Regions from separate parts of the Mus musculus genome. Here region 2 is linked to region 1. The links are chromatin loops, found by intact Hi-C in ENCODE. Cell type or tissue: heart. All regions are shown on one strand. Links, peaks and the distances in the headings refer to the core of each region. The heading gives the core; the rest is flanking DNA. Region 1 has its middle 52 kb from the start of Gm40394. Region 2 holds the start of Meox2 (mesenchyme homeobox 2).

What was found. Hi-C counts contacts between places; a loop is a spot of excess contacts. Peaks named below come from ENCODE experiments on the same cell type or tissue, not always from the same donor. Only the 100,000 strongest peaks of a DNase experiment are listed, where the experiment ranks them.
Region 2: it touches region 1 in a loop (3.0-fold over the local background); 5 of 42 quality-filtered maps call a loop at or near these places.

Annotation. Positions count from the first base shown.
Region 1 is chr12:36,926,634-36,943,502 of GRCm38, reverse strand. No RefSeq gene overlaps it. Among named protein-coding and RNA genes, the nearest start is that of Gm40394, 52 kb to the right of the region's middle. In heart, for the core only: no CTCF peak of the experiment used is centred there; DNase peaks (open chromatin) are centred at 10,122 and 10,272; H3K4me3 peaks cover 406 bases; H3K27ac peaks cover 402 bases.
Region 2 is chr12:37,103,773-37,120,641 of GRCm38, reverse strand. It overlaps Meox2 (mesenchyme homeobox 2), which reads right to left and starts at 12,102. Exons shown (of 3, transcript NM_008584.4): 1 at 11,298-12,102. The coding sequence starts at 11,811. It overlaps Gm29007 (predicted gene 29007), which reads left to right and starts at 13,890. Exons shown (of 2, transcript NR_166884.1): 1 at 13,890-13,929. In heart, for the core only: a CTCF peak has its summit at 9,443; DNase peaks (open chromatin) are centred at 11,381 and 12,191; H3K4me3 peaks cover 1,924 bases; H3K27ac peaks cover 802 bases; H3K27me3 peaks cover 2,246 bases.

The sequences.
Region 1 (16,869 bases), core at 5,702-13,701:
ATCTAAAAGAAATGGATAGTTTTCCTGGTAGATACCACTTAACAAAATTACAATAAAATAAAATAAACAGTTTTTCAAGATGAATTAATTTATTTAAATCATATATTAAAAACATAAATAGATAAGTAAATTATCTGAATAAACCCATGGGAGATACATTTGGGGAACTATCCAAAGAGACTAATGGTCTTAAGATTCAAGCTTTATAAGAATGTAAATGTCCAATTATTAGTAAATGTCCAATTTACTAATAAAGTTCTTCACAAGGATCCCTATGAATGATTATTCTTCCAAAATAAAGAACTAAAATTTAAGTTGTGCAAGTAACACTACTGAAGCATAACCTGTATACTTCTCTAAACTACTACTTGTTAAAAGGGGGAAATACAAGATATTTTAGTACAGGCATTACCTTTCAATCTTCCTATTTCTTAATACTACAATTATGCAAGAATTCTAAATACTGCCCTAATTCCTCTGTATTTCCTTTAATGACAAAAAGAACAGATTATACTTGAAACTCACTAAAAATGAGTAAGAAACTTGGGTACAAAAAGAAATGTGTAATTTATCATAGTGAACCAGAGGATAAGCTTCAATACAAGTTGATGGATAAATTTCAGAAAATCATATTCCAACTGCTTCTGGTGTGATCTCTCATTCTATGGACCAAGCTCTTCAATATCCATCTTGCCAACTAATGAAATAAAGAAAATTCTAACTAAGTTGTACAAAACGTTTGCCTATGTCTGTCAAACATGATCTTGGAAACCTAATAAGAATCAGGTAAACAATTAAAATAGACCTATAACTCCTAGTTAAATAAAAGGAGTCAAACCAAACCAAAAAAAAAAAAAAAAAAAAAAAACAACAACAACAACAAAAAAAAACAAAACAAAAAAAAACAAAACAAAACAAAACAAAACAAAAAAAACAAAAAAACAAAAAAACCCCACAGGACCAGAAAGTTTTAACTTTGAATTTTACCAGATTTTCAAAAAAGAGTTAGTGTCAATACTCTTCAAATTATTCCAAAAATAGAAGCAAGATGAACATTGCTCAATTCATTTTATGAAGCCACAGTTACATTGATACCCAAACCTCAGAAAGTCTCAACAAAGAAACATAATTACAAAACAGGTTTTGTTATAAACATGCATGCAAATGTCTCTAATAAAATACTTGCAAACACTATCTCAAAATATAATAAAAAATCATCCATTATAATCAAGAAGGCTCCATCCCAGAGATGTATGAATGGTTCTATATATGAAAATCAGTAAACATAATCCATCTTATAAACAAACTGAGAGGAAAGACACATAATCATCTTATTAGATGCCAAAAGTCTTTGAAAAATGCAAAATATCTTTATGATAAAAGTCATGAAGAGATTGTAGATCCTAGGGATATAACTAAATATAATAAATTCAATTTAAAGCAATTCAAAATCAAATAAGTGGATAGAAAATCAAAACAATTCCATTAACATTATGAAGAAGCCAAGGTTGTCCACTTATTCTATACTATTTAATATACCTGAAGTTTTAGCTAGAGAAATAAGACAATTGAAAGAGATCAAAGGAAAACAAATAAGTCAATGTATCATTATTTTCCAATGACATGATAATATGTATAACTGACCCTCAAAATTCTACCAGGGAACTCCTATAGCTAATGAACACTTTCAGCAAAGTGGCTGGATACAAGATTAACTCAAGTAGCCCACATGTATATGAATGTTAGATTAAGAAAAAGAATCATACATCTCACAATAACCTCAAATAATATAAAGTATCTTGGGGTAACTATTACCAAGCAAATGAAAATCTTGTGTGATATAACCTTCAAGTCTTTGAAGAAAGAAAATGAAGAAGATATCAAAAGATGGAGATATCTTGGGTATAATTCTCACCAAGTAAGTGAAAGACTTGTGTGATTAAAACACACACACACAAAAAAAAAACCAAAAAAACATAACACTTCAAGTTTTTGAAGTAAGAAATTGAAGACAATATCAGAAGATAGAGATATCTTCTATGCTAATTTATTACTGAGTAAATAGACTTAACATAGTAAAAATGGCCATCCTACCATGAACATGGACACATTATTTTTGATAAACAAGCCAAAAGCCATACACAGTAAAATAAAAGAAAGCATCTTCAACAAATGTGGTGGTCCAATCTGATGTCTGCATGTATAAAATGCAAATAGATCCACGTTCATCACCCTGCACAAAACTCAAGTCCAAGTCAATCATTGACCTCAACATAAAACCAGAAACACTGAGTTTGATAGAAAATAATGTACAGAAAGGCCTTGAATGCATGGGCACGGGAGAAATCTTTCTGACTAGAATAGCAATAATACAGGCACTAAGAGTAACAAGTAATATTTAAGATCTCATGAAACTGAGAATTTTCTGGAAGGAGCAAAAGACTGGTTCAAAAGGACAAAGTGACATTCTACAATTTGGGAAGTAGTGTTTTTTGTTGTTGTTGTTGTTGTTTTTGTTTTTTGTTTTTTTGCCAACTCTACTTCCAGTAGAAGACTAATATCTGAAATATTTAAGAACTAAAAAAAATCTATCTATATCTATATCTGTATCTGTATGTATATCTGTATGTGTATTTGTAGCTGTAGCTGTAACCTTCCCCCTCTCCCTCTTTCTCTGACAGAAAATGTGTTATAGCTCTGACAGAAAATTTTCAATATGGATGGAACACAGGGCCCCCAATGGAGGAGCTAGAGAAAGTACCCAAGGAGCTGAAGGGGTCTGCAACCCTATAGGTGGAACAACAATATGAACTAACCAGTACCCCCAGAGTTCGTGTCTCTAGCTGCATATGTACCAGAAGATGACCTAGTCTGCCATCATTGGGAAGAGAGGCCCCTAGGTCTTGCAAACTTAATATACAGGGGAACACCAGGGCCAAGAGGTGGGAGTGGGTGGGTAGGGGAGCAGGGCGGGGAGAGGATATAGGGAACTTTTGGGCTAACATTTGAAATGTAAATAAAGAAAATATCTAATAAAAAATAAAAGCAAAAAAAATTCTCAATAGGGGATCTTAAGTGGTAGAGAACCACTTTAAAATGTTCAACATTCTTTTTTTTTATTATTACGTATTTTCTTCAATTACATTTCCAATGCTATCCCAAAAGTCCCCCCCCCCACCCCACCCCACTCCCCTACCCACCCATTCCCATTTTTTGGCCCTGGCGTTCCCCTGTACTGGGGCATATAAAGTTTGCCTGACCAATGGGCCTCTCTTTCCATTGATGGCCGACTAGGTCATCTTTTGATACATATGCAGCTAGAGTCAAGAGCTCTGGGATAATGTTCAACATTCTTCAGGGAAATGAAAATCAATACTATTTTAAAATTCTGTCTTATACCTGTCAGAATGGCTAAGATCAATAACACAAGTAACATCTCATACTGTGTTGGACCCCATTTTGGCCCTGGTTTGGGCCTTGAGGACAAACCTGAGCCTGGCTAGAGTTTTTGTGGCCTTGTGGGAAAGCCTAAGCCTGGCTCTAGTTTTGAGACCTGTCTCAGTCACTTCTGTATAGGAATGACTGTTTGGCCCTGCCTCTGCCCTGTCATTGCTGATGTTGAGCTTTGCCATTGGCCCTGTCAGTCACTCCATACCCTCTGTCACCCTTTCCCAACTCCTACATCCTCTTACCCCACCAAAAATCCCCCTCCTTATGTTCTGAACTTATATAAGCCAGAGGCTGATGCCACAAAGTTGAGTTCCTGCTTCAACAAGACTTTCAGCTCAGTGTGTTTCTTTTGGGCTTTCGACACTCACCATCTTGCTTAGCTCCGGAGAGACACTGGTGGGACTGGGACCAGGACCTCTCTCCTCTTGCCTAGAACTGCGGCAAGGATCAGGCAATTCTGGGGAGGATGTGGAGCAAATGCTACATTCCTCCATTGATGGCAGGAATGCAGACTTGTATAGCTACCATGAAAGTCACTGTTGATTCCTCAGAAAGTTGAGAATCAATATACCTCAAGGCCCAGCTATACCACTCTTAGGCACATACACAAAGATCTCTCCATCCTACCACAAGGACACTTGCTTGATCATGCTCATTGCAGCTTTATTCATAATAGCTAGCATCTATAAACAATCTAGATGTCTCTCAACAAAAGAACAGATAAAGAAAACATGGTACATTTACAAAATGAGCTATTACTCAGGCGTAAAACAAAAAATAACATCATGAAATTTGTTGGCACATGGATGGAACAAAAAAAAATCCTAAGTGAAATAATTCATACCGAGGAAGACAAATATGGTATGTACCCACTTGTAAGTGGATATTAGATGTTAAATAAATGACTACCAAGTTACAATCAACAGATGCAGAGAAGTTAGATAAAGAAGAATGGTCTATGGGGAACCATGGATCTTCCTGGGATGAGGAAACAGAATAGATTTTGTGGGCATACTGGGGGCTGGTGGGTACAGGGGTGTATAATGGGAGTATCAGTTGAAGGTGCAGGGAGAGAGTGAAAACTCTGGAATTGGGGAGGAGGGCATTTGGGAATGGTGTGAAAACCTAATATGGCAGAAGCCTTCTGGAAGGTTTCTGTGAAGAAATCCTATAAATGTGATCCTAATGAAGACTCCCAGTAATGGTCCGATATAAAGTCTCAAATGGCCATCTCTACAAGACTGCAAGATTTTTGGTGGCAAGACTGGGTTGCATTCTATTGAGATGGTGGCCAATGGAGCTCCCATGGAAATCATCGTACAATCCCATATGTTGCTAAAACAAAAAGTTTCTCTCTGCAAACACAGAGGAGGGCCCAATGCTATGAACAACACCCACACAATACATTGAACATGGAGAAGTCCAAATGTCACCTACATTTAGCCTTCAACCCATGTTCTAGATGCTTTGATGCAGAAGAGTACTCTGAAGGTTATAGAAAGAGAAATGTGGACACAAACCCAGCCACCAAACCTTTGACCTACAATCTGCCCTGCCTGCAATATATTCAAGTTCAATGGTGGCACAGACCTTATGTGAGTAGCCAACCAATGTCTGATTTAGCTAACACTGCAGGGGTAACCAAGAAGCATAGATAGGCTAGATGTCCCAGAAACCCAGGATATAAACCAAACACTACTGGCAAAAAGGATCAATAAAATGATTCCTAATGATATTCTTCAGTCGTCACCTGAAAGGCACTCTCTGGCAGCAGATGGGAACAGATACAATGACCCATAGCCAAATATTATATGTAAAGAGTCTAAACTGGAGGTATTTATCAAAGCTCAGGAAATCCTGAGGAAGAGGAGACAGAACCATTGTTAAAACCAGAGGGGAATGGAGAACATCAGGTGAATCAGGTTCTCTGAACCAACTAATCAAGGAACATATGAGTTCACAGAGTCTAAAGCAGCAAGCCTGAAGTCCCAGGTCCTTTGAATATATAGTATGGCTATTAGCTCAGTATTTTATGGTACTCCTGATTGTGAGAACAAGTTGGTCTATGACTCTTATACCTACCTGTGGGTCTCTTTTTCTCTTGCTAGGGTGCCATATCCAACTTTATTATTAGTTTTTGTTTCATCTTATATTTTATTTTGTCATGTCTGGTTGTTATCTCCTAGAAGCCTGATTTTTTCTTATGAGAGATTGAAAGGGAGCAGATCTCGGGAGAAGGGGAACTTGGGAATCTGGAGGAAGGTAATCATGATGTATTGTATACGAAAATAATATATGAAAGAAATTACAAGGAAGAAAGAACATTTAATTTAAAAGTAGATTATTCAACTGTATGCCAAATCTACTGCTTCTAGAAAATTTGTCTGGAATTTTGAAGTTTGAACAAGTCACTCTCTCTTTGACATGATTTGGAGGCTAATGAAAACTCAATGTTGTAAGAAAGTAGCATCCATGTATAATTTGCTCTGTCAGTATTCTTGTTCATCAAAAAACATTTGAGTTATCCTAGTAAAAGCTATTTTTTTCTGTATAAGAAGTTCACACTTCATCTTCTCTTCAGTTGTTGCTCTAGGACATTGGATTCATCTTGAAATTGAAAATAGAAGCAACAGAACTCTATTAGCATATTTTAAGCACATAGTGCTTGGTCATTGCTGTTGAAACATAAAAACACCACTAGGAATATACTTAAAACACTGTGATTACAATTGTATGCCTTCCTTATGGCAATGAAGAGGTATTCCTTCAGTGAATTGTCCTAGGGTCACTAAATCCAAACCCTCCTTTTCCTTTCAACTCCTGAAGGGAAAACAAAACAATCCTCATTCAGGAACAAAGTTTAAAAAATACAACAACAGAAAAAGATGTTTGGGATAAAATATTGATGTCTGCCCCTGAAGTTAAACAACACATATATACTGTCCATTTTTCACTAAGAGAAGACTGTACATGAAATTTTGAACAAGGGCAATACTGTTTTAAAATTTAATCGACCAAATGAAGTCCACTGTTCTGAGATACCTAAAAAAAAAAAAAAACAACCTCTCTCTCCTTGATGTTTTTGTTTTCCTTAATTCTTTTTTTTTTTTTTTTTTTTTTTTTTTTTTTGGTTTTTGGAGACAGGGTTTCTCTGTATAGCCTGGTTGTCCTGGAACTCACTTTGTACCTGGAACTCACTTTGTAGACCAGGCTGGCCTCGAACTCAGAAATCTGCCTGCGTCTGCCTCCCAAGTGCTGGGATTAAAGGCGTGTGCCACCACGCCTGGCTGTTTTCCTTAATTCTTAATATCCAAAATTTCCAACTGTGCAATAAGAGAAAAAGTGTAGGAAAACATGCTTTTTTTCCCCCTCACTCAGCCAGCCTAAGAAGAGTATGTAAAGAATAAGCATATTGGTTTGTAAGACAGTTATCTTCCACATTGATCCAAGTTTTCAATTGAGATTCTAACAATCACGATGGAACCTACAACTTAAATCTTTAGAAAGTTTCCCAAACTACACACACACACACACACACACACACACACACACACACACACACATTGACTACACCCTCACACATGTACATAAGTGCATGCATATGTGTGCTAACACAGCACACATACATATCTAGCCATCTCTCTGAGGAGCAAAATCCAGCCAAACCTATTAAGACTGGAAAATAGCTAATGTTCTTGCCAGTGAGTTAAAGCTGGGGTATCCCTTTTGTCGTAGCCAAATTTATGACAGGGATCAAAACCTATAAAAAGCTACGTTGCATCCTGCCATTAAGGAGAATTAATATTTTCAGCAGTATGTTAACCGACATTTTTCCAGTGTCTCTTGTTAAAAGCAGATTGTTGGCTTTTCATTATGGTGTGCCAAACATTTTCATTGAAACCTTAACAAGACTTTCATCTTAGAACCATTATTTCTTAAAGCACTTGGATAGGGCCAGTGTGCAGGAACCTTTTCTGCTTTGTAACACTACAATGTGCGGCAATGGCTGTCATTAGTGGATTGGACCTTGCTGAACCATTGCATATGTAGACATTTAAGGCCTTTCCAGTGTGACTTGAGGTTTTTTTCCCCTAAAGTACACTTCATGTTTTATCTATTAAGCTTAAGCAACATAGGTTCTTTCCCTACTTGCATGCATCTTTATGATGATACATTCTATTCATCTGTTCATTAAAAACCATAATAAACACATTGCATGTGCATGAATATACATGGGTGTGTTTACACATATGTACATACCTACACAGACACACACATAGCTCTTTGGGTACTTGTTTCTCATTTATGATGTCTAAAGATTTTTCTCTTGTGCTTGGGAAATCAGTGTATCCTTTTAAATTCCCTAAGTTCCAATAGCTTAACAATTAACTGCATAACATCAGTGTTCGAATTTCTCACATTCAAATATATTTGTGTGTGTACAATATATATGTATACCTTCTCAAATGTATATATTTCTCAAATATTATTGTCTTATTGTGAATGGAAATAAATATTAGAAAGGAAGGCAATAATATGGTTTACAAAATATGCAATGAACATACAATGTGTCTTGTTTCTACGTTCTTCCATTGGGTTTGTTCAATATATATCTTAATAAATGACTCTAATAATGCTACTAATCTAGTGACAATGGGTTCTATTTTGAACAGTTGCCTTTCTTTTTCTACAAATTTATATTTAGAGTCAATGACATCTATATACAGACATGAAAATTCTGACTTTCAGCCTGGGCTTTTACTTGTATGGATTGGCCAGGCTTTCTATTGAGTATCTTATGCTGTGGTCAATCAAATTGAGAAATATGACCAGAGGCCATACCACTAACTCTGCAACCAGCAAGCTGGCAGTGACCTGAACATGGTTCCTAAAGCCAGATGAAAATCCAGAAAGAATGGAAGAAGGCTTTTTGTATTGAAAAGTAAAATTCTGGAACTTTGATTTTATGAAGTTCAAAATGCTCCCCTTCAGTTTATGACCTGGAAACTGAGATGAACTCCACACACATTATGCAGTCCCTGGTTTGGAGTATAATAAAGACATTCCACTTTTATTTGTAGGAAGTAAAAGTCATCTCACTTCCTCTAAATATGTTCTTTTTAGCTCAGCTGCTTTTGACTCCAGTGAACCAATTTTCAAATCAAGAGTAGATTCAACAAAAAAACCATCAAGATAAATCATGTCAGAAAACTAGTCCCAAAGAGAAGAGATGAAAAAGAAAGGCAGTCCAATTCCAAGTGTGTGGAGCTCCATGGCAGTTCGATTACCATCTGGCCTCTCTCCCAATAGTCGAGTAATAACACTTCCTCACGCCAGCACATCTAAGACAAGATAGTTGAGGCCTTCTCTTAACAATTCTCTGCATTTCCTAAAGGAAAACATTTGTCAAAACCTCCTTTATGGAAATTTTCATATGTTTTTCCTGCTTTATATATATATTTGTGTGCATTTTAAAATGAAATACTTATAAAAATTAAAATTAAGTCTTGTGAAATTATCCTTTTGCACAAATACATAAAAGCTCTCTCCTGATATTAAATGGTTCAAAATAAAAGTGATATTGTGCTAAATATTATGTTTCCTTATGAGCACAATATGACTTTAAGTTCTACAAATGGAAGAGGAATGATGCCATTGTCTCAAAATTATAAGAAAACTTGCATGGACTGAATCTGCATTGCTTGGTTTAGTTCTATAATTATGAAATTAACCCTTTGTTAATAGGCTCAAATCAGCTAAGTATTTACGTTTATTAAAAGCAATATCATCTGGAGGGCAAGATGGCTCGTGCAGTAATGTGCTTGTAATGCGAGAGTGAGAACCTCAATTCTATTCCCTAGATTTCATATACAAACTTTGAACATTTATCACATGCTATGATCCTAGCGTTGGGGAAGCAGACACAGGAAGATCCTTGGAGCTGGTTCAGTGAGAGATCTCAAATCTGAGAATGAAGTTGGAGGTACATTAAGTAAGATGCCAGACATCAATTTCTGGTTTATAAATATATGTATACACACATTCACCACCACCACCACCACCAACAACAACAACACCATCACCTCCACCACCACAGGCATATCTATACCACACAAACACACATACTCAAAGCACCACAGAAAAATTATGGGGAAAACTAAACCTTAAAATGTGACTTTAGGAAAGGAAGAAGAAAACACTTCTGATACCATATTTACTTGGTCAAGCCTCCTTTTGCTTATGTGAAATTGTTACATAATTCAACACAAACTGAGTGGTGCTTCAGTGAGCTGTCACCATTGGTTCAGAACACTACTCCAATCAAGAGCACTGAGGTTAATCTAAATTTTCTCTAAAAAGAAAAAAAATTATACTGGCAGAAATGGTTGTATGGATGTGTTTTTTAAATATTTAAAACTATTCTTTGCTTTCTCTCTTTTTCTCTCTCCTTTTTTTTTTCTTCTCAGTTGGGGGTTTGGAGAAGAAGCTGGGAAGGAAGAAGAAAGCTCCTTCCAGGCCCCCTCTAGTCCCCAGAGCACTGTTAGGAAAGGGGAGGGCTTCCTGCCCACGCAGCCATCTGTAACGTTCAGTGAACAGCAGGACTGCTGCAGCCTCAAACCCGGGCAAAGGCCATCTGTATACAAAGAAATCCCCTCTGCTTGAGGTCTCCCTCGCCCTTCTTTCTTTTATCTGCTGGCAGGTGAGCAGTGGAGTTCTCTGCAGCTGGAGTAAATAACTTAACAGTCTCTGCTTGTTAGAGGATACTTCTGAGGGAAACTGGCCTGACGGTACCAAAATACCCAGCCTGACTTTTGGAATGTGCTGGTAGCAAGCTGGGAATGTCATCATCCTGCCAATGTCATACTGTGGAGCCCATTCTGGGATCAGTGGACGTGTGTCTGATGTGCTCCTCAGTTACTGCTTTCTAGGCTTGAGTCAATTAGAGCCAGCTTTTGGGAAAGTAGTGTCACTTAAAATGTATTTTATAAAAGTTATTTTTCGTGCCTATAATTTGGAGCTCCCGTGTATGCTATTTCTGTCAGCCCTTGGCTCACACAACCCGCAGCCTATGGAAAGTAGTGAAGAGTGATAATGGAAAAAATAACAAGGGCGTTTTTTCATCCAACATCTGGAGAAAATGCATTTAAAGAAACATTAACGGATAGATATAGGGATCAATAATGTTAAAATATATAGATGCTTCCTTATAGGAGGAAAAGCAGCCAAGATACATGGGATTGTTTAAATCTGTTTTTACACAAAGAATGCAGCATGGTTTAACAACAAAAATAATCTTCTTTATGAAGGCTGTGTTCACTTCCTTTCCTGGGGTCAACTAAATGAGTAATGTCAGATCCCCAAAGCACATAGGTGCAAAACATTTTTCTTAGAGAAGAAAGACATCACAGGATTCCAGTTTTCAGAAGTTTCCTCTCTTTACTTTTCAGTAAGCCTTGCTGTCGCATATCACTTCTGATGGCAGCCTAGAGGAACAAAATTCTAATATAGAGGATATGCAACTTAAAAAGAAGAAGAAGAACAACAACAAAAAAAAAACCTGAAGTAATCCTGCACAGTATTACATTAGAATAAACAATACAGCCATGATATTATTAGTAATTTAAAGCACAAATGTGAAATTGCTCCGCTCTTACATATTAAAATTAAGACAAAGTACAACCTAAGGGAAATAAACTGTAAGTATCTACCATCAAATTAACTGGATAGTAGCCACATTTTACCATAATGTTTACACTTCAATTTAAGCCCAATTTTGATACCTGAAAGAAAGCATTAATAAATATCCCCGTCTATTCTACGTTTGAGATGTTTCTTTGGCCCTGAGTCAATGCTAAGCTATCAGTATAAGCTAATTTTATAAAGGCATTAGACTTTGAAAACTCAACGAATCAAATATCATTTTTCCCTAGAGCTACCCAATGTTCAGGTAAGACAAAATATCCCAAATTAAGGTGTTGAAGTAAAATTAAAACATTAAGAAGACTGTGTAATAAGCACATTGAAAACTGCAAAGTAGGAACTATAGAACATTTTTTTTTTAAGTCTTGAAAATGAATACATGTTCCTAGTACTTGTTGCTGGGGCTCTGGAGTTTTCAAGTGTCAAAGGAGAGGGAAGGAACCCATCGTTAGTAATGTTAGTTCTTTTCTTTGGTCTGATCATGTTCCTGTCATGTCCAGGGTCAACTTTTGTGGCTTTAAATTTCAGAAACTTGATTTGTTTCAAGTACTGTAAAAGCAGAGGCAATATCATCACCAAGTGAACAGATTGCCACGTAAGGCCAGAGAACAAGTCACCAGTTTACACTGACAAATGATTATGGAACAAACCAAGTTCCCCTGACAGACTGCATTTCTCTCACCTGCAGGCAAACCACAGAGGAAACCAAATTCTACCCAGACCAGTAACAACTTGCCATCAAAGCTACTCAGGTGAAGACAGAGCAACTCCTTATGACTGGCACCATTTCCCATGAGGGAAACTGTTTCAAGAAGTTATTTACCTTGAATCAATACACTAAATAATGTTATCAACCTGACAGGAGAAGCTGGGGTCCATTTGGTCTTTTTTACAGACAATAAGTTGATGTTCACAGAACCTCTCCTGCCTTCCCCCTTCCTCTCCTCCTCTGAGAAAGTGAGCACCTCACCCCTGTCCCCAGCTCTGGTAATGACCAGCCCTGGCACATGAAGTCACTGCAGGACTAGGTACATCCTACCCCACTGAGGCCAAACATGGCAGTCCACATCTTTTAGTCACTCCACTGGTGAAAACTGAGAGGGAATTCTTTTTATTTGTTTGTTTGTTCCTTGGGTTTTTTATTAGATTTTTTTTATTTACATTTCAAATGGTATCCCCTTTCCTGGTTTCCCCTCTGAAAACCCTCTATCCCCTCCCCCTGCCTCTGCTCACCAACCCACCCACTCCTGCTTCCAGGCCCTGTCATTCTCCTATACTGGGTTGTAGAGCCTTCACAGAACCAAGGGCCTCTCCTCCCATTGATGACCAATTAGGCCATCCTCTGCTGCATATGCAGCTGGAGCCATGAGTCTCACCATGTGTTTTCTTTGGTTAGTGATTTAGTCCCTGGGAGCTCTGAGGTTACTGGTTAGTTCATATTGTTTTTCCTCCTACGGGGCCCCTGTGCTCTGTCCAATGGATGGCTGTGAGAAGCCACTTCTGTATTTGTCCTGCACTGGCAGAGCCTCTCAGGAAACAGCTATATCAGGCTCCTGTGGGCATCCACAATAGTGTCTGGGTTTGTTGGTTGTATATTGGATGGATCCCCAGGTGTGGAAGTCTCTGGATGTGAGAGAGAGTTCTTAAACTAGCTCACTTTAGATTTTCAGGATGATGCATGGCTTTTCTGTTTGGACCTTTACTTTACTAAAATAGATCCTCCTCCTCCTCCTTATCCGCCTCCTCCTCATCATCATCATCATCCTCATCCTCATCTACAGAGCTTGATAAAAGTATGGAGCAAAAAGAACCAGAGCTCTTCTTAGAGTTATATATTTTTAGAAATTAACAAAGAACACACAAGATAATATTTCCAGGAAGGAAGGAAGGAAGGAAGGAAGGAAGGAAGGAAGGAAGGAAGGAAGGAAGGAAAAACTCAATGAAAGTGTTTATCTCACAATTTGGAAAGATCTAGATGACACAGTCAATGTTTTCTATAAAGCTGTCATGAGTTTATATAATTGTCTAAAAATAACCTGTATGTTGTATGTAAATTTCATACCCAGGTATTCATTATAATTTACTTCATTGAGTGAAGGAGAAAATGTCTTATATTGCCACAAGCAAAAATTATAATAAAAATAATTTATAAACACATATATATTTTTGGGACCCTAACCAAAAATGGTTTCTATTTGTTTTAAAATCTTCATATAACTACATTGTAATAGTTTAGTTTTATGGGGTTTGTTATGAGAAATGAGATAAAGCCTATAGATCCTTACTAATCAGTTAAGTGAATCTTACATTTTTAAAGTTAAAATAACTCCACAGGACCCAGGGGCCTTAAGAAGCAACTCCAAGATATCAAGGAAAACATTTCTGTGAGAAACTTAAGAAAAGCAAGAAGAGCTGTCAAGAAGGTTCGGCATTTAAAGGTGCTTGCTGCCAAGCCTGAAAACTGGAGTTTGTTCTCTCCCTAGAATTATATGGTAAAGGGAAGAATCAACTCCCAAAGATTGTTCTTTGACCTCCACGTACACTGTGACTAGCACTCATATTCTCTAAGCACAATGTACAGTTACACATGCACATGAGCACACACACATATGCACACACACACACACACACACACACACACACATAAATACACTAAATAAATGAATGTTTTAAAATTAACTGAAAGATATTCAGAAATATAAGAAAATTCAGTTTTGAAGGTAAATACAACCCAAATATAGATTATTAGCAAACATATTTAAATTAAGAACTAAGGTGTAGGCATAAAGAAATCACACTTGACTTCTTTTCTTATTCAAGGCCAGATAGATTTACAAATTGAATTTTTATTTCTAAGCATTGGTCAAAGACATAGCTGTTAAATGATTTAGCAATAAATTAAAGGATGAAGTTTTTCAAGTACTATTGATTATGTAGCCCATGTTTGCCCTGGGTGAATAGGAAAATCACAGTAAACACGAAAGGCATGGATATGCTGAAGTTTGCTTTGTGTAGTCCCAACAGCTTTTAAAACAAGATATTGCATGATACACATAAATTCTCTTTTAAAATAGTGCATAATCTGATTTTCTAGTACTGAACTTGAATGACTAAGCATGCCACTAAAATTATGGTGAAGTTTCATCTTTCTATTAGAGTGGGTATGGTCTCAATGAACTTGCATGACTTATGTTCTTAACTTGGTTAATGAGGTCAAGCCTGTTGTACTTGATAAAGCTCTCCTTTCTGTTCCTAATTATATCTTTTATGGTTAATTATAAAAATTCAAATAAGTGAGGTGATAGGTGTAGAAAATGGCTTGCTGTAGAACCAAACCAACACATATTGTTTTAGCCAAGGACATATAGTTCTCTGCTATCAAATGAATCAGGGAAAGAAGGCTCTGTGCTGTACTATCTGTACCCAGGGGGGCTCCACATCCTGCTAGCAGCCTTCTTCAGATGGTCCAGGGTTAATGATTAGGTGCAGAAACCTAGCTTCTTGAATTTCTCTCTGAAAGTTCAGAGAGAGGCTGTAACTCAGGAGTCACAAGAGATCCCAGTATAGCACAAAGTAGATAAGGCTGGGGCCAGGAGAGTAGAGTTCAGTAAGGATAAGAGCTGGCTCGCTGAGGATGTATGCTTGCTTAGTGGACAACAGAGAGTGCCGGTAGAGACAGTGTTTCTCAGCGAAAAGGTTATTAATTAAATCAGTCACTTAAGCTTCCAAAAGGCAGAGAGCACAAATTTCTATTTTCCCTTTTTTCATATACTTTAAATAATTGTTCCTATGGTAAGTAAATGTCACTGAACATATTTCATTGGAAGCTGAATTTTAAATCAAATTATGGAAGATCAAAAATTCAAACATCAATGCTTATTAGAACTTTAATTATAAATAACTAAAATGAAATTAATATTTCTTTGGTCCTAGCCAGGTGGTGGTAGCGCACGCCTTTAATCCCAGAACTTGGGAGGCAGAGGCAGGCTGATTTCTGAGTTCAAGGCCAGCCTGGTCTACAAAGTGAGTTCCAGGAGGACAGCCAGGGCTACACAGAGAAACCCTGTCTCAAAAAAAAAAAAAAAAAAATCTTTAGTCCTGCTTTCTCTACAATATCCAAATCGTTAGTCCCTTGCCTTTGGGGAGGAACATTGCATGGTAAAGATGCAGTCAAATTCTTGTTAGGGTGGAGGATCATTTTAAAATCCTATATTGTGTTATAAACATAGAGAAAAGGTAGGATACAGTGAGTTCTACTGTTGTTAGGTCAGATCTCATCATACTCCAAGAGTGATGGCCAACTAGGACATTGTGACCTGGTAAACTAGGACATTGAGAAACAGAATATATGTCACTGAAAACAAATGGCAACTTCTTCCTCGATGTATAATGCACAATACACAAGAAGGAAAACAAAAGCTCTTCCTATATTAAAAGCAAAGAAGGAAAAATAAAGAAAGTAAGTCTATAATAATCTGTTGTGGAAGTCATAGATTTCTCTAAAATATGACATTCACACTTTATTTTCTTTTATTTTGGTATTGATGATATCTACTAGGCTTAAGTTCAGCCAAGTAAGTTGGGTCATATAGACATGTTATAATGTATATGTTATCATTGTTGATTTTAGATATATTCTGCATCTCATGCCCTATAATTTAGAATGCACAACTACTTCTCCCACATAAGTATGGACATAGTGTTGCTAGTCAGAGATAAAGATATTGGCAGATTCTCCAGCTGGGTGTGACACATTTATGAGCAGAACTGTGATGTGATATGGGTGATAAAGGTTACTAAGAGAAGGTTCCTTTCATGTTTACTTACGAAAGCCACAGGGATTACAAAATTTGGGATCAATGGTGTGGATTTCTAGATATGGATTTAATAGTGACTTCATGGCCTTTCTCACTGTTTCTTTACGCGCTAACATTATATCATTGGTCTTCATAGTTTACATTATCTCTATTTTTCTGATGAAGAAAATTAGGTAGTCTGACTGGATGGCCTTAAAGAAAAATAAATCTAGCTGGGGCCTCTAAAACCAAGAGATGGTACACAGCTCAGCAAGCAAGTTCTCTGTAAACACACACAGCCGTAGGCTCTAAGGGTGAGTTCTCTTAGTGTATTTGTTCGTCTCAAGGACCTTTCAGCAAGAATTGCACACACAAAAAAAAAAATAAATTGAGGTGTAGGGACTTAATGCCCCTCCGTTACTCTTTTCATCTCTCTTTTAAACACAAACAGGCTGTACCTCCATTACTCAGCAGCTTCAGTTACTGTCTCCCTCTCACTTAGGCTCCATCCCGGAAATGAATAGCAGGTTCTAATACAGGTTCTGAAGCATAAATACATGTGTATACATGCCAGCATGCATGTACAAGAGTCTCTGTGTTCTGCCCAGTTTCAGCAATTACGACAAAAGCTCCAGTAACTTCATGTTGGCAACTGAATGTTATATCTGCAAACCAAATGTTATTTTTAAGTGTGCTTTTCTGTTAGCTCATTAGATTTCCTTCCTTCTTTTTTTTTTCCCCCTGTGTCTAACAGATGTGTAGAATTAAATAGGTCTGGAGTCATTCATATTTTATGAATATGAAAAATGTCTTCCTTCTTTTGAATAAAACCAACCATCATCTTCTGAAATGATGTAAATAAACTATTTCCCTGCATTAATGGCTTCTCTGCTGCTCTCATTCTACCTACTGCCCTTGAGCG
Region 2 (16,869 bases), core at 4,699-12,698, 180 kb before region 1:
AGAGAGAGAGAGAGAGAGAGAAAGAGAGAGAGAGAGAGAGAGAGAGAGAGAGATGCACACATATATGTGGTGTGTGTGTGTGTGTGTGTGTGTGTGTGTGTGAGCGCAAGTAGGATATTTTCTCTGATTTTTTTTTCCTGTTTTTTGAAATTGAGTTGTGTTTAAAAAATAAGCTGAAATCCACAGGTAAACTACCCTTATTTTTATAATACATTTGTGTTTTAAGAGAGTGGTAATAATTAAGGAAAATAAATACATAAGAGGTCAGCATTGGTACACTAAGGAGGTTGTGAGGTTAACTGTATTCAGAAGAGTAGATGAATCTAGTGTTTACAGATTGTCTGGGAGATGGGTGTGAACAAGACAAGGGGACATCAAAGAACACATTTCTGGTTCGAATAAATACAACAGGTAGTCTATACTGGTTTAAGAGAATGTGGTTAATTTTCAAAGTCAATAGATTTAGCAAGGAGAGAGAGAGAGAGAGAGAGAGAGAGAGAGAGAGAGAGAGAGAGAGAGAAAAGAAAGAATAGAGAGAACAAAAGACTTCACAGAGTACACAAAAAGACATTTACAGTATAAGAAAACACCATTTAACAAAAAAAATTGAAAATTACATTTCAAAACAGGAAATAATTTTTCAAGTCCCAAATGGTTACATAAAATATGTATACAAGGATCACACTGGCTGTGATTTTGTTCATATAAATATCTATTACTTACAATGGCTCATCTATATACTATAGGATATCAAATATAGGATGCTCAGGTATGTTGTGTAGTGTGTTAAAAGCCATGCAATTCTGTCCTTACTGTGAGGAGAAACATAACTATAAAATCAAGCTAAGGCAGTTTACGAGTGTCCATACCCATAAAAGGAGAATGAAAAGTAACCAAGACAATCATATAATTTAGAGAAAAATCTATTTACACCTAAGAAAAGCACTTTGCTAATTACATTTTGTTAACTAATAATTATATTTTTGCCAGAGGACTAAGACCTTAAGGTTTGAAACTACAGGCTGAGATTTTCCTTGTAAGGGCCTAAGTCTGTAATTGGACTGTAGAAATCAGTTATCCATTACTAGCCTGAAAAGACAAAACCTATTTAACTTCATTGGGTACCTCCCATAACCTAAGACAAGCCCTTGCAAAGCTGTCTAATGACTTCACTCCCTCTGAGTATCCAGTCCAGAGTCTGGTGATCTATTGAACAATTAGAGTTTGTGATGCACCGAGTAAACTGAGAAATCAATCCACCTTGGAATCGGGGTTAATGAACCGTACATTGCAATTAGTTCTTCCCCGATATTGCTAAGTCATCCGTCAATGCCATGTAGCAATTTTCCTTTCTCCTTACATGTTCTGCAGTAAGCCAAGGAGCAGACACTTGTTTGAGAACATCACACTACAGGGATTTTTCTGTTGTGAATTCAACAAGTTTGAAAGAAACTAAATCTTCATTGAGGGTCCTAACAACGCATTTTGAGATGTGCAGATTTAATACTGGTAATTATTCATAACCAAGTGCTGAAGACCGTCATTTATGTAAACATAAAGTGTTTTTTAGAGCATTTCTTAACTTTCCGAATTGAAAGGCGCGTTCCATGCATGAAAATAAACTTAATAAAGTAAATGAATCCCATGTTCAGAACTTAAAACTCCAGGAAGTGTTGCTATCCTGTGTTGCCTTCACCTGAGCATTATAATTCAGGGATGGAACTATACACAAGAAGACAAATGTATTATTTTCTTTATACAAAGAAACTATCACCAACCTATATTCATGGTTATTCTTTGTGAGAGTCCTTTTTACTTACTTTCTGGAGTCCTTTTTTTTTCCAGGTTTCTCATTGGTTAGCAATTAACTGAAGTAGCTAAAATAACAAAGAGCTACAGCCCTGCCATAAACCACAGAAGATAGCATGAAAAATTTCCCTCCAAGTTAAATGAAAGTGGAGGTTCCATTCCATATTTGAATCTGGTTCATTGGAGCCCCATCTCTTGACTGAAGAATAGTCCAAGACGAACTCATGTATGTGTATATGTGAATGTGCACATGCACATGTCTGGATGTGTGTTTATCTCTGTTTATGTACAACTTGATTCTTTTTTATCCAGTCTATAATGTTATTAAAAACAGGAGATGCCCAAGACTGGAAGTTAAGAGATTCCCCAAGCAATAGAGACTGCAGGCTGAGAATGTCTTATATAGCCTGGCTAAATCAGTCTTGTATTCCAGAAGATGCCATTGAAATTATTCTAGAGATGGTACAGATTGTTTTCAGTCTGTAGCATTCAATTAGGCAAGCAACTCTTCTTACCCTAATATCAATAATAAAGGAGAATAGATGTCATAAAGCAGGCTGTTCACACAACGAATACCCACAAAGTACCTAACTGCCCTTCTAATGGATGATCAAATAATAAGTAATATTTACACAGCTAGACCTTGGCGCCTCGTGCATGTTCATTTGGCTGGGAGTTTCCAGGGAAATGAGGTACAGCAGAGTTACATTTCAAGCCCACAGGGACACCTAGTAAGGCAGCAGGCCTTTTGATTTAGCTGTGTGTTCCTTGAGACCTCTCTCCATATTCTTCCTCAAAGCCTAAATTCCTTTAGGATGGATTTGAGGTTTTTCATCCACAAGTTCAATGTGCTTGAACATATCATTATATCTTTTTTTTTAAATTCTCTATTCAAATTTTTCTTCTATGCCCATTACCACTTTCCCCTCACTTCATGTGATCTTTTGCTTTGAAACTATGTCCACTTGGTAGTATTTCTATGTGCAGAAGTCTAGGACATCTACTGGAGCATGAGTAGCTTCGCAGGGGCTACTCTTTAAAGAAAATTGACGTTCCCTACCCCCTTTCCTCAGAAGCTATCAGTTCTAGCCGATGGGCAGCAAGACTAAGGCCAGAGGATGTGAAGATTGGTGATGGGCTGTTACCTGACCTATTGAAATCCCAGCCTTTAGAGAACACCTCTGCCCTGAGGCTGTGCTGGGCCTGAAATGAAAGCTCCCCAGATTTGTCTTTGTCACCTGATTATGGCCGACCTTGGTGATTCTTCTTTTCCTCTTGCTTCCCTACTTCCCCCATCACATACCACTCATCACCAAATTATCGATAGCTTCACTATTAGTTGCCCTAGGAGTGTGCCATCTCTTTCCTTGTCTGATAGGATGAGTAAGAACTAAGACAAGCCCCTTATGATGTATGCTGGCTAAGTCTTCAAACACAGGAAACAAACGGGGCTATCGCGTCTTTATATCTCGCCATACATGTATGTGTTCAAGACTAATTTTGATAAAGCTTCACTTCCTAAAACCAAACTGTCCTAGAAGAAAAAGTGTGTATATGTATATATGTACATTAAACTTTGGATGTAGATGTTCACAAAGTGGTAATTCTGGAAATGTGGGCAGCAGCAGGCTCCAGACGTGCATGCCTGAACTCTGGCTTTCCTGCCATTTCATTCTGTCTCCAAGTTTACATCTACATTCTGTCGCGTTTAATACATTCAGACTCGTTTATATTTTCAATGAGGAAAAAAAAAACCCTCTTGTGTAAACACAGCTTATGGTTGGGGAGATTTTAATTGTTGAAGGCAGTAAACATACTGAGAGCTTGTTTTACTTTTGTAAAATATTAAATAGGGAGAGATACCACTTGATTTCAATATACTCTGTCAGAAAGCAGTTTCCAAGAGTTCTTACAATCTGAGGCTCACTTGCCAACTTACTGATGTTTTACCAGAATCACAGCAAAGTTTATTCCTTTAGTGCCTAGAGTACTGGATGGAACAAATTAAATTTTCCTGAGAATTATTTCTTACCTTGTAAAATCAATGTTTTGTGGAATATTCTTTGCATTCATTTGATAAGAGAGCCCATCCATTGCACTTGTTTAAACTTATTATGAATACATCTGTTTAGCTTGCTGGTAGTTTCCAGGTAGCTAAGAATTATCACACCATCATGGCCTGTGCAGTTTTGACTGCCTAAGAAGCCAGTCTACAGACACTGCATACATTTTATCCCTGCATTTGAAAGTAACTACAACAGTGTAGCAGTAAGTGTATTTTGGGTGTCATTTTTGGCAGAGCTTTAAGGCTATGTTTTCAAAGGGTAAAATTTAGGCTTGTAAAACTCAACTGGCCCCTGCCAGCTTAAGCTGGGCTGTCCTGTTTGTCTCTCTCCTCCAAACCATGAGTGATTCATCTGAATTATTTTCTAGTCTTTGGTCATGTAAGACCGTTCTGATTTCTTTCCTCCTTGGAGTATTATGGAAATTTTTTGAAGTGTATAGAGAATAATGATCTAGAGAAACAGAAAAATAAAAGACCACAAACACCGCAGGACACTTGGCAGTTCTGAGTTTTGTGCATATCATTGATTACCAGAGTCTCCAAACAGCTATGCCATCAGCAAGCTTACTGTTTTATTTTATAGTAGAAACATTTAAGATAGTACAGCCTTTAATGCAGAAACTCTCATTCAGATGTACTCTTATCAAGAAACTTCATTTTGAATTTTGTCTTGGTATTAATATGCATACTTATCTATAAGATTCAGTATAAATGCATTACTCTAACATTTTGCTTTAACTGGGGCTACTACATTTTACCTAATTCAAGAACCTGCCCTCACTTTCTTAACAACTGAGCTTTCTACAAAAATACAATCAAACTAAGAAAATCTATGAAAAGTAAACACTATCAATCTCAATACCACACAAAAATTAAATATCCTATACTCATAATTTTAATCAGTGCAGCCTACATGACTTTTATAGCAAACTTGTAGCATTTAAAGCTATAAAAGCAAATGTTATGGCATTCAAAAGTATTTGAAACCAATTGATATCATGAAAAATGTAAAAGCAACTTTTTAATTTAAAGCTTTAACCAGTAAATAGTTTTGTAGAACTATGAGTCTTATAAATGTGCAATATTTCTCAACTAAAGTAAAAATTCCAAAGACTTAAATATTGTCACCATCATTTACAAATATCTTAGAATATTTAAAAACTGAAGCAAATGCTAAATTTTAAGTGACCAAACAGTAATATGTATGTTGAAAATAATGTGTTAACCACATACTGTGTCTAAACTAGAGAAAGCAAAGCAATTATTATTTAGAGATCTTTCACAAATCCTTTGTCAAAATGTATAATAAAAATATAAATTTTGCCTGGTCATTTTTGCTCACACACAGGCACAAGAAAACAATACATCTATAAAATATAGAACTCATGCAAAAAATGGCAATGTAGAGCTCACAATTTATAGACAGTAATGTACAAATTTAGAAATGTATTTAAATGGAAAATATAAGTATATAGTGCATGGAAATTTATAAATAATAGAATACTCTTAATTATAAATTTAAATTTTTGAATGTCCAAAGAAAATTAATAATTAACCCATATGATAAAATATAAATGTATATGCTCACCACATAATTTCTGTTAATTTAATTATACATTTGTCCAAGTGATTGACATTAAAATAATCTCACGTGTAAAGGTGATTCCTGAGTTTGGATGTGTGGATGAATAGAACCGTTACGGGTGGCTTTTACAAGACTTACATACTTTAGCTGTGGAGATGGTTCACTGAGTAAAGATGCTGGTAGTGTGAGCCTAATCTCACATGAAGGCAGAAGGAGAAAACAGACGTAACAAAGTTGTCCTCTGATTCTCACATGCTCATTGTGCCACCTGGGTTCCCTCTACCATAATGTGACGTACAGTTATACTAATAGTGAAGCAGAAACAGTTTTTAGAGGTTTACATACTGTGCGGGACATTTTCTTACCTGGCAAACAAATGCCTTGTGCTTTCAGCCTAATAGTAAAACAGGAGGCACTTTTCAAGAAGACACCAGATTTAGAGTTATGCTGTCTTCAAACAGGTAATACCCAGGGTACACACTAAAGCCTGGGTCTTTGGAGTCCATTCTGCTTCATAGAGTAAAATTTTCCATAACTGTGGCCTCACTGATGACTGTGACTTAGGAATGATGTGTTTTGCTCAGAACTATATGCTGTGACACCCTTACTTGAGAGCTTGAGATCAACGTAGTTACTCAAAGCAGCATCCTTAAAAACAGCATGGCAATGCAGGACAAACCTCAGCGCTCTCTACTGTCTTAATGTACTTTAAACATGATCAGATCTGTGCTAACCACAAAACTATGTCAATGGCTGAAATATTCTTAAAAATGTGACAGAACATGAATAGGTTAAATATGAAATAAGTTACTTATTTATCTTTCAAACTTGACACACATTGTGGTCTGTGTCTCTCCTTTCTCTTTCTTTCTTTCTTTCTTTCTTTCTTTCTTTCTTTCTTTCTTTCTTTCTTTCTTTCTGTCTTTCTTTCTTCCTTTCTTTTTCTTAAAAAAGTTCAAATCATTAGAATCAGTCCATAATACTATGTACCCAAGGTAAGGCAATTTAACTGATCAACTAAAAACTGATCCTATTGGCTTTATGATTAGAATCATTGAGGAATGAGGCTATTGCTAATACTCTCATCTCACAGGATAATTTTCTTCAAAAACATTTATTATTATAAAGGGTAATGTGAAAAATTAGAGAGTGTGAAGGATGTCAAAATTGTGAACTATAAACAATTTGATTGATACATAAATTACAAATATTAGACCAGATAATATTAAGACTTTCTTACACATAATTTCTTTCAAATACATCAATATTCTACTCCTTCTTTAATTTGTCATGGATAGTTAAAACTTTTACAGCAATGCTCTGATTATAAATTCTAAATTTCTATATTTGAATTTAGAGAAAAATGTTGCCTAAATCTAATTATAAGTTAAATTTAGATTATAGTTATATTTATGTGTAATTTTATGTGTAATATAATTTTAATTGAAAAAATCTAAACTTACACCTCTTCAGTTATTCATTCATAAACTGGCATCTTTCAGATGAAAGAGTACGACAGAAAAAAATGATCCCTTCATATGTAATTTTCATTTGAAATTTTTTGTTGCAATGATTAGTTAGGTCTTACCATGCATATAAATTACATTCTCCAGCACTATGATGGAGGAGCTGCTTTTCTAAGCATACATGGAAAATATAAATGATGGCATTTTTATTTTACTTTAGTTTTCTGTTTTGGACTTTGCTTACAGAATACCCACATAACGGTTTTCACTAATAATTACTATAAAATATGAATGTTTACATAAGTGATGTCAGGGTTCAGTATAGGTAAATTTGCTGCCATTTCTCTCATTGGTTGTTCTTCTCTTGAAAAGGAACAATAACCACAAAAATAGATCTGCAGGGAAATACAAGCAATTTCTGATTGCTCACTTTTAAGTTTAAAGACCTTGATTTAAAAGGAATTCTGGATCTTAATGTTGAGAGTGCTTAAATGAGGCCACTCATGTAGGTCAGTGATACCTACATTTGTTTTTTTTTTTTTTAAAGTCAGATCACCATCTAAAAATGGTCTCATTGAAAATGAATACTCTAGAAAGCTTCACAGTGACATTTTGTATGCCACAGTTTAAAAATATTTAAGTTTTTCTCAATTCTCCTCGATAACTGAGAACCTAAAGATTGCATTTTATGCTAAAGAAAATACCAAAGTTATAATCCAGCAACACAGATAAATTGCAAAGTTGTTTATTTTCAGAAAAGATGATGATTGGAATACTGAGGAATACAAACTGACATTATTCTGAGATTAGCTTGTAGTACGGTTTAGATGCAACACTTTTCATTCCGTATAGGCATACAGAGACTGACCCAGTTTGAAACTAAATATTTTGTGTTATAATAGCTATAAATATTTGTAACTTTACAAAAATATAATGTGACTCAATCCCCCAAAATCCACATCCCCAAATTATTCATTGCATTTTTGGAATGAGCATAGTTATAACTTTATCCGTTAAAACAAAAATGTGTGCTTATTTTCATTAATCTAAGATGTCTACAGAATATGTATACCATAACGGTGTATATTCACTACATAAAAGCTGGTTAGATTAAGTGAGCACATCTATTTTAACAAAACTGAACAATTCATGCTCACTAATATATTACTTTGTGTAATTGAAGCCAAGAAGTTGACAGTATTTATAGACGTTTTTCAGAATCACCTGGCTCGTACTGATTGTTTTAAGCACAGTTGTAACTTTAAGAGTCCCTTTGAAGGAGTGGCAGATGTTGGCTTTACTAACATTGCTGGAAAGGCTAGCTGGCTCAAAGTTATAAAATTGTTTAGCACATACTATGAAAATGTCGTAAGTTTCTCTTAAAATTGGCTATTTTTAATTGTTAATTAACTATAATGGAAGTCTAAAGTCTATAAACATTTGCTTCTATACTAGTAAGCTTTCTGTATTTGTTTAAGTCTGCTTTCATGTAGGTTTTCAGAATAGAAACACTGGACGGTATTTTATATTGAAATTGTTGCATTATTACTATGGATTAAAATGTAAGGTTTATACGTGGTTTGGTTCTTTAACACCATTTCCTGGTACTTATTATAAATTAACTCATTTATCACATATGCACTGGTAGTAGACTTGGTTCCAACATTGCCATAGATTAAAGTACTGTCTATACTATACATATACAGCCAACTATACATATACAGCGATTATAAAATGCCTAAATAAATAAATTGTTGCTACCATGCATGATTTCGTTTTCATTTTATATAGTCCTAAGTCTCAGATTGTTCAATATAACTTATTAAACATTAATTAATTATGAAGGGATACAATAGGCAAACTGTGCCAAGTAAGAATTGATAACAGAACAGAATTATAAATATTTTCTGTTAATTTGCTGTCTGGTAAGTCAAAATATTTTCACAATACTTTGAAATGATTTGACCTTAAATTGAATGTTCGTTGTATAAATTAAAATAGGAGAAAGAATGGCTTGGAGTTAAGCATACCTGTGATCGAACCGTTATTAACTCAGAGCCTGACATTGATTTTATTTTCAATAGTGTACCAAGAAAATTGATGCTTGACTTTGATATTCTATCAATGGGTACATTCGTTCTAAGTCAAGCCCAGTAACATTAGCCTTCCTAAAGATTGTATTTCCCGTCCTTGTAATACGGAGTTGGCACAAATGTTTATTCTCGTTGCTTGTTTTGGTGTTTAAATGAGTTTCACAACACAAAAACAAGCCTCTCTTTGCTATGTGCTTATTTGCCCCTGATAAAAGTGATGGAAACCAGTGTTAGTCAATATTAAAACCATTTTTGTTAAAATAAACTAAGGAAGTCAGTTTTTAGTCTCACTCTCCCTGTTTCCCCAACCAAAAATAACTTGTGCCTGAAAAAAAAAAAAAATTCCTTCGTGTGCGCAAATAATCTTTAGGGCATTGGTTCAGCTAAGAAGCAGCGCAGTTTCCCCCTTGCGGAAAGAAAACACGGAATCCGAGCTTCTGGTCCTCCCTGAAGTAGATAGCAACCTGCCAAAGCAATCCATGCATTTCTGCTCATAAATGCCCAATCTGGGGAAACCCAGTGCGTTCTGATGCCTTCTTAGGAACCTTTTTGGTATCTTAGGATTTCACATACAGTTAGAGATAACCAGTAAACAGAATAACAGCGATGACCGAGTTCTTAGACATAACTAATCATGATGAAGCATCATTAATCGTTCACCCAGGACCTGAAAAATTACAGGTTCAATAGTGAGGCTGGGAAGCAAGGAGTCACCCCACACCGAGGTCAAGAAAAATTTCTATCATCTTTCAACACATTACAAAATACACAGCCCTTACTGCCCTACACTGCAGAACACCTTGCCTAAAATGTTTAAAATGCTATTATTTTTCAATTCTTCAAACTATTGCCTAGAATTATATGTTCTCTCGAGACACTAGCACAGAAAACGTAATATATGTAAACATTTTACTAGTTAAGTGACGTCTTTCTAAATCTGTATCCAGGTTGCCTTGTAACTACATAGAAGATTCAATAAAGAAAAAAAGAAGGAAAGAAAGAAAGGAAAGAAGGAAGGAAGGAAGGAAGGAAGGAGAGAGAGAGAGAGAGAGAGAGAGAGAGAGAGAGAGAGAGAGAGAGAGAGAGAACATTTACAATGAGGAATGTATTTAAGGGCTTTGTTGTGTTTCCTGGAAATTTTTAGTTTCTCTGTGCTGTCAGGATGCACTGGCTATTGGACTTCCAGGCCCCTGAATTCTTCTGGGAGGCTCCCCTTTTGTAGGACTGCTCAAGTTACCCACACCTTCCCTGCATCTTCTTCCAGCACTGTCAGGACTGTTATCTGTCCACTTTCTCCACTGCATCTCAAAGCACTACTCAATTGATGAAGGCTTTTATTTTCCACAGTCGAAGTTCAAACATTTTGTTTTGGTTGGTTGGTTGATTTGGACTTTTTGCTTGTTTCCCGTCCCCGTCCCCCCCCCCCCCCCAAACCAGGTTAGCACCATATGAGTGTAATTACTATAAGAATACTCTTTATTCAAAGTTTTCAGAGGTATTCCTTAAACACTTCTAGATTACTAGATAATTACTTTTTCGCCAAATAAATAGAATGTTTGGGGAGGGGTTGTTTGTTTTTTAAATATCATTTTAAGAAAGGTGCTATTTAAGGAACTCTGAAAGCAAAAATATTAAAAAAAAAGTTTTAGGTTTCTGTTCTTTTTCTTTCTTTAATTTTTCCTTATCTTTTTCTTTCCTTTTCCGTTTTCTTCCTTTTTTCTTTTCCTCCTCTTCTTTTCTTTTCTTTTCTTTTCTTTTCTTTCCTTTTCTTTTTCTCGTATTTGGTCAAATCCAGTTAAAGTTCAAGGCATTGCGCAATAATTTGGAAACCCAGTTAAGGATAGGAAAAGTCGAGTTGTTCAGAGTTGGGAATTGGAAGGGAAAAGTCAAGGAAACCCGCATGCACGCACACACGCACGCAGGCATGCATGCCCAGCGGATGCAGCATCCCAATGGGCACACCCCTCCCAACCCGTGGAGGGACCCGCCACGCTCCCTTAACCGATTTTGCATAGTGTCACTTGCTCTTTCTTCACCACTTCTGGAAAACTGATTTGCGATCTTGGAGGGCTTTGAACGGCTGGATGTAGATATATTAACTTCAGTGAAACACGTGCTCCTGAATTACAGGACGGACGCTCCATGGATGAACTCGCCCACCAGAGCGAGGAAAGGCTAGCAGCTTCACAGTTTGTCTTTCTATGAGAAACATCCCACACCTCCCCGCATCTTCCTAGCCCAGAGCGCACTCTCCCCAGGGTTGCTTTGCCCGCACTCACCTGAGCTGTCGCTTTTCCTTTTGCTGCCACTTCTCTTCTCTACGTCTGCGGGTGACAGCGCTTGACGGCCATAATCCCCTGGTGCGCACGCGGCCCCGGTAGGGGTGCTGGAGCCCAGGCTAGATGAGTTGGAACACAGGACCGGAGGGCTGCTTCCCAGCTCCGGGGGCCCTCCCGAATCAGGCTGCAGGCACAGGCTGTGCCGGGCCGCGCTTGGTGGAGAGGACATCTGCGGGAGGTGCCAGTTGCTTTGCAGAGCCTGGTGCTGCTGCTGCTGGTGGTGGTGATGGTGATGGTGGTGGTGGTGGTGGTGCCCCCTGTGATGCTGGCTGGCAAACATGCCCTCCTCGTTGGGGTATCCCGCGATTATGCAAGACGAGGAAGATGTGGAGAGTTCGGGGTAGGACATGTGGTCAGATCTTCCATGGAGGGCCAGAGAAGACTGGGAGAAGGGGTGCAAGCCTTGCGCTGTGGCGTGGGGGCTGCGCAGGCAGCCAAAGAGGGGGTGTTCCATGGCATGCAAGTTTCGGCTTCCAAGCAGAAGACTTCACGGACGGTCCGAATGTCCACCAAGCGCTGTCACTTTTCACTGGAAATCCTAAGACTTTCCCCCACTCACTCCAAAAGTAAAAGCCGCGCGCGTTTGCATTTGAGCAGAGCCGGCTAATCCCAGTCCTGAGCCTTAGCGGCCAGTCTCCTGCACGTATAAACACTAGGACCTGGAGGAGCTTCCTTCGCAGCTGCTCAGATGTCAAGTGTGGGAGAGGTGGAAGCCAAAAGAAGGTGGTCCCAGAGAACTGCTTTCAGGGGGAAATGGCTCTGAGAGGTTATAAATAGAGTGTAATGTGAGCTGGGGGCTGGCTTAGGAGCCCAGCGCTGACCACATGCAAACTCCCTCCAAAACTCCCGCTCAGTCAGCGCCACCGTGCTCTCTCATTTCCAGTTCCCATTGCTGGCAGGACAGGAGCCGCTGCCCAACGCCCGCCCGTCGGGCCCTGGGAGCTTCCACCACAGCTAGTGGTGCTCCCAGAGCCTCAGTCGCTCCGGGCCACCGCAATCTGTCCCATAGGTTCCCATGGCCAGACGCAGAGGCACTCAGCTTCCCTAAGCCAGCACACAGTGTCTCTGAGTAGCTCACTGCTCTTGGAACCTAGATCTCTCAGCCTTGGTGGGGGTTGGGGTCACCTGCAGGAGCTCCCTGACTACTCCCTGACTTTGCAGACCACAGAGAACTTTCAAGAGAACTTTCAAGAGAAGAAGAGCCTAGTCTGTCGAGCTTTTCAAACTCAGAGGCCACTCACGGTTCCAGCGTAAACACATTAGGTTTATTCTCTTTTAGGTATCTGAGAATAGATTGTTAGAAAACCTAGAGCCAGGGCGGAGGTTGTAGAGCTGTGCACCAAGGCTAGCACAGTGCTACTCTGAGTGCAGAAAGGACAGATATACAATGGGGTGTGCGCGACACAGAGGTGGATGTAGGCTCTGGCGCCTTGGCGACACACAAGTGTTGCTCCAAGTGGTGTCCCCCTTCCTTCTTTTTCTGACCCTCTTCCCACCCCTACTTCTCTTTACCAGTCCAGTTCGCGAAATTTTCTCACCATTTGCTCACCGAGGAAATTGGGAGGGGGGGGGTCAAGAATAACCCGAAAAAATGTCAAATGAGCAAGTCTAACTTGCTCCCAGCTTCACCCTTCCTAGCTAGCTTAACCCTGCAGGAGCCAATTCACAGCCCGCTCCCATCCTTTGAGAAATGAAATCTCTCTTTAGCTCACAGAGCTAATGCTCCTTGCATACATTCCATTCCTCACCACCTTTCTGTTTTAAGCAGATAGCAAACTTAACATTCCCTCAGCGTGGACCCTGCTATCATGGTTCATTTCCCCCAGGTTTACAGCCTGTGCTCCTGGAAATGAACTAACTGCACACCTTGCCACCAGTGAATTTGTGAGAGCAGGGGCTGGGGTTGACACAGCAATTAGCTTGGGCGGCCACAGAATCTACTGGAAGTCCTGTCCTTAACCCACAACAAGCTTGGGAGAGTGGGCTGCAGGAAAGCCTGTTCCTATCTAGGAAGTGTCTGCCAAGGGGATGTCTGCAGTAGCCTAGGGTGTTCAGGACTTGGAGTGTGCCACTATGGTTAACTGCCATATGTTTATTGTCTGGGTGACCAGAAGATGATGGCCAAGTCTTTGAAATTGCTAATGGGATTAATGAGTACAGCAACCTGAACTAGACATCTGGTTTAAATTAGGAAAAGGTATTGATGAATTTTGGAGGAATGTCCCCAAGGCAGAACCCTTCTCTCTGCCGCTCCTTCTGCCATCTTCAGTCTGTTACCCTTTATTTTAAGAGGTTCTCCAGAAAAGGAACTTCCAAACAAACTTTAACATCCGTGTGAAAAGTCGAATTGTTTTGCACAACTTAGAGATGGGGTGGAGTGGGGGTTGATCAGGAATTCCAAGATTTGTAAGCACTGCTTTCTTTAACGGAAATTGAGCCCTATTTTGAGGGAAATTAGTTTTGCAGACTTCGTTAGGGGAAAAAAAAAAAAAAAGAACCTAAAACTTTTGTTCACCAGCCGCTCAACGTTTCAGTCTGAGGCTGAGCTGGAACCTGCAGCAAGGCTTTGACGGTAAGGTTCTTTGCTTGTAATTTGGGAATCTTATCCTGAAAAGGGGCGCTGATCATTCTTGGGGTACGTGACTGCTAGGAGCTTTAGGTACAGGCAGGATGGCTTCCCGGACTTAAAGCTTAAGACTACTTCTTCTGCCACTACCCACAACCTTGGCTTTTTAAGAATTACAAAAGAGAGTGGGAAACATATCCCTCATATAAGATCGGAATATATTTTGATTTTTCTGCTTTTTATGGTTTCAATATGCGCTCTGATATTAAACATAGAAGTATAAAGTGCAATGATAAATTCCCTGCCTGTGCTCCCTTAGCATCTCAATGGACCCTGGGTTCTGAAAGCATTCATATTTTATTCAAACTGAAATTTGATCAATTCCTCTAATAAACATAATAAAATATTTGCATAGTGTAAGATCCCTCGACTGAAAGCATGGTAGGGAGTGTCAGATAGGACTGACAAAAACATACTTCATCTGTAGTGTTTAACAAAATCCACCCAAGTCTTTCCAGTGTGTGTTCTATAAACTACAGCTAAACTATTAGTGAACAAAGAGTTGCATGTAACTAGGATGTTGTAGGTGAGAGTAACTAGCAAGAATAAAGTTTGATCTCCATAGAGGCTGGCGTTTGGTGAGTCTGCCCAGTGGCTGGGCTGGTTTTCCTCCCTCGTTCACTACATCACACAGATGTTAACAGTATGTCCAGAAATTCCTCTACAACCTGCCTCAGTCAGTTTTCCTCTGGAAATATGAGGCCAGTAATCTGGGAAAGAAGAGGAAAAACAAGTTAGAAAAGGACAGAACAGCTTCCAAAGTCATGCAATTGCAGGACACTTTCAGGAAAGGTCTTTTAACTTGAAGGCACAGAACATTAAGTATTCCCAAGGCCAATGAAATTCAGATTTCTAATATAAAGTATAATACAAGCAAAATGTCATGGAAAAGGAAAAGGGTGCTAAAAAGCAAAAGAAGTCAAGACTCGCTGCTTTCAAAATTAAGCATGGCTATCAAAGTTTCATAATGTTTAAATACTATTAACTATTGCACAACTTTCAAAAACTTCATGTTCTTAGAGCATTTGTAATGATAGATAATTTTTAGTTTTACTTAGGATGTTTTGTTTTTCAAGTGTTAGTGTAGCAACAACAGAAAAAAAAATACACAATGCTTTCATCAGTAGCTGATTTAATATTTGCATTTTAATTAATCCAATGATTAATATGACTTTTCAGTAACAAGATGAATTGTAGAAATTCGGACAACCAAAGTATCTATGTCATTTGAGCTATAATGTTTAGTCTTCATAAACATATATTTCAAAATTCTTGAAAAAATGTTATGTCAACATAAAAATCAAATATAAAGTATAAAATCAAGGCATGTATCACAGAGTATAGGAAATGTTTAGCTCTTGTGGAGTTACTTAACCATAACTATTTAAACAATCATTAGAAGCTTCAATGCTAAGTATGTCTATGGCTCCGTTTGACCAAATGGCATAAAAGCCAACCAGAAAGCCATATTTTATTTAAAAAGATAGAATCTTTTAATTAAAACGAGATTGAACTTATTTCATTTTATTTAGATTCATGGTGACTTAAAAGTTGTTTGAGGGATGACGAGAATTAACATTAAATCCCAGATGTTTTTCTTCTTGTTGTGCATGGTACATATACTAGCTGAGGCTTAAATGATTAATTGAACATAAGGATTGCCTCAGACACTTACTTCTCATAGAAAAGCCATGGCTGCTGCATCCCCTCAAAGAGCACAATTATGTCCTCCAGCTTATTTCTTTGAAATTAAGGTTTTAAAAAACATAATATTCTAAGCAGTTAGTGGCAGCTTAAATGATTTATTACATAATCCATTTCAATTAAATGAGGAATTATCTTTCTCTGGTATTAGGAATTACAAAATTTAAGGCACAAATGTACTATATCTGTGCTTTATCTAGACATTTAAAAATTTTAGAGTTTTTCTGTTTTTCTAACTGACGTTTTATAATAATAACAATTATTGTAAATTATTACTAAATTATGATTAAAAAACTATAGCTCTGCCTAAGGCCATGAGACATATATACACATATATGCGTAAAATATATGTATATAATTATGGTGTATTTAAAATATGCATACATATTCGAGGCATATATTTGAAATATATTTCCATATATATATATATATATATATACACACACACAAATATATATATGTATATTTGAAAAAGTAGTATTTTGAAAGAGAGCTTGATTAATAAAGTTAAACGTAAAAGATTTTGTTATAAATTCAAATCACATTTTATTAGTCTCGGCCATGATTCCAATCACTTTCCACCCTTAAATATTTCATGAAATTTACAGGACTTTGTGCCTTAATTTCTGGAGAGCTTTAAACTTGGGAAGATCTCAAAAGCATCTTAGATTTCACAAAGCTTCAAATTGGAATGTCTTTTGTATATATGTTTTAAAACCAGGTTTGCCTAACAGTAAAGTTATAATAAGGAAAATAAAACTAATTATATTTGTATACATTTTCATCTCTATTCATCCTCTATGCTATTTTGTTAAAAATAGAGACATTTTAAAAATGTTATGGTTAAAAGACGCTTTATTTCCATATCTAAATGTAGATATGTAGAGCCATTAGTGTAAGACAGTTATAGAGAAAAGCACTATACACTATGCCATGTGTATTTATCATTAAACCAATAACTATTTTATTCTTCTGAACAATTTAAGAGAACTGAACATTTTATTCCTCCTATGTAATAAAGGCAAGGCTGTATACTTTTAAATGTACTGAATTAAGAATGAGTTCATAAATCTCAGAAAACAAGAATTCTATTGAAATGTAAGACTGGAATTCCAGGTAAAACAGTCTTCTCTCTGAGATTTCCAGCTTTAAGAGTCTGGCATGACTAATGCAATGTTGGCA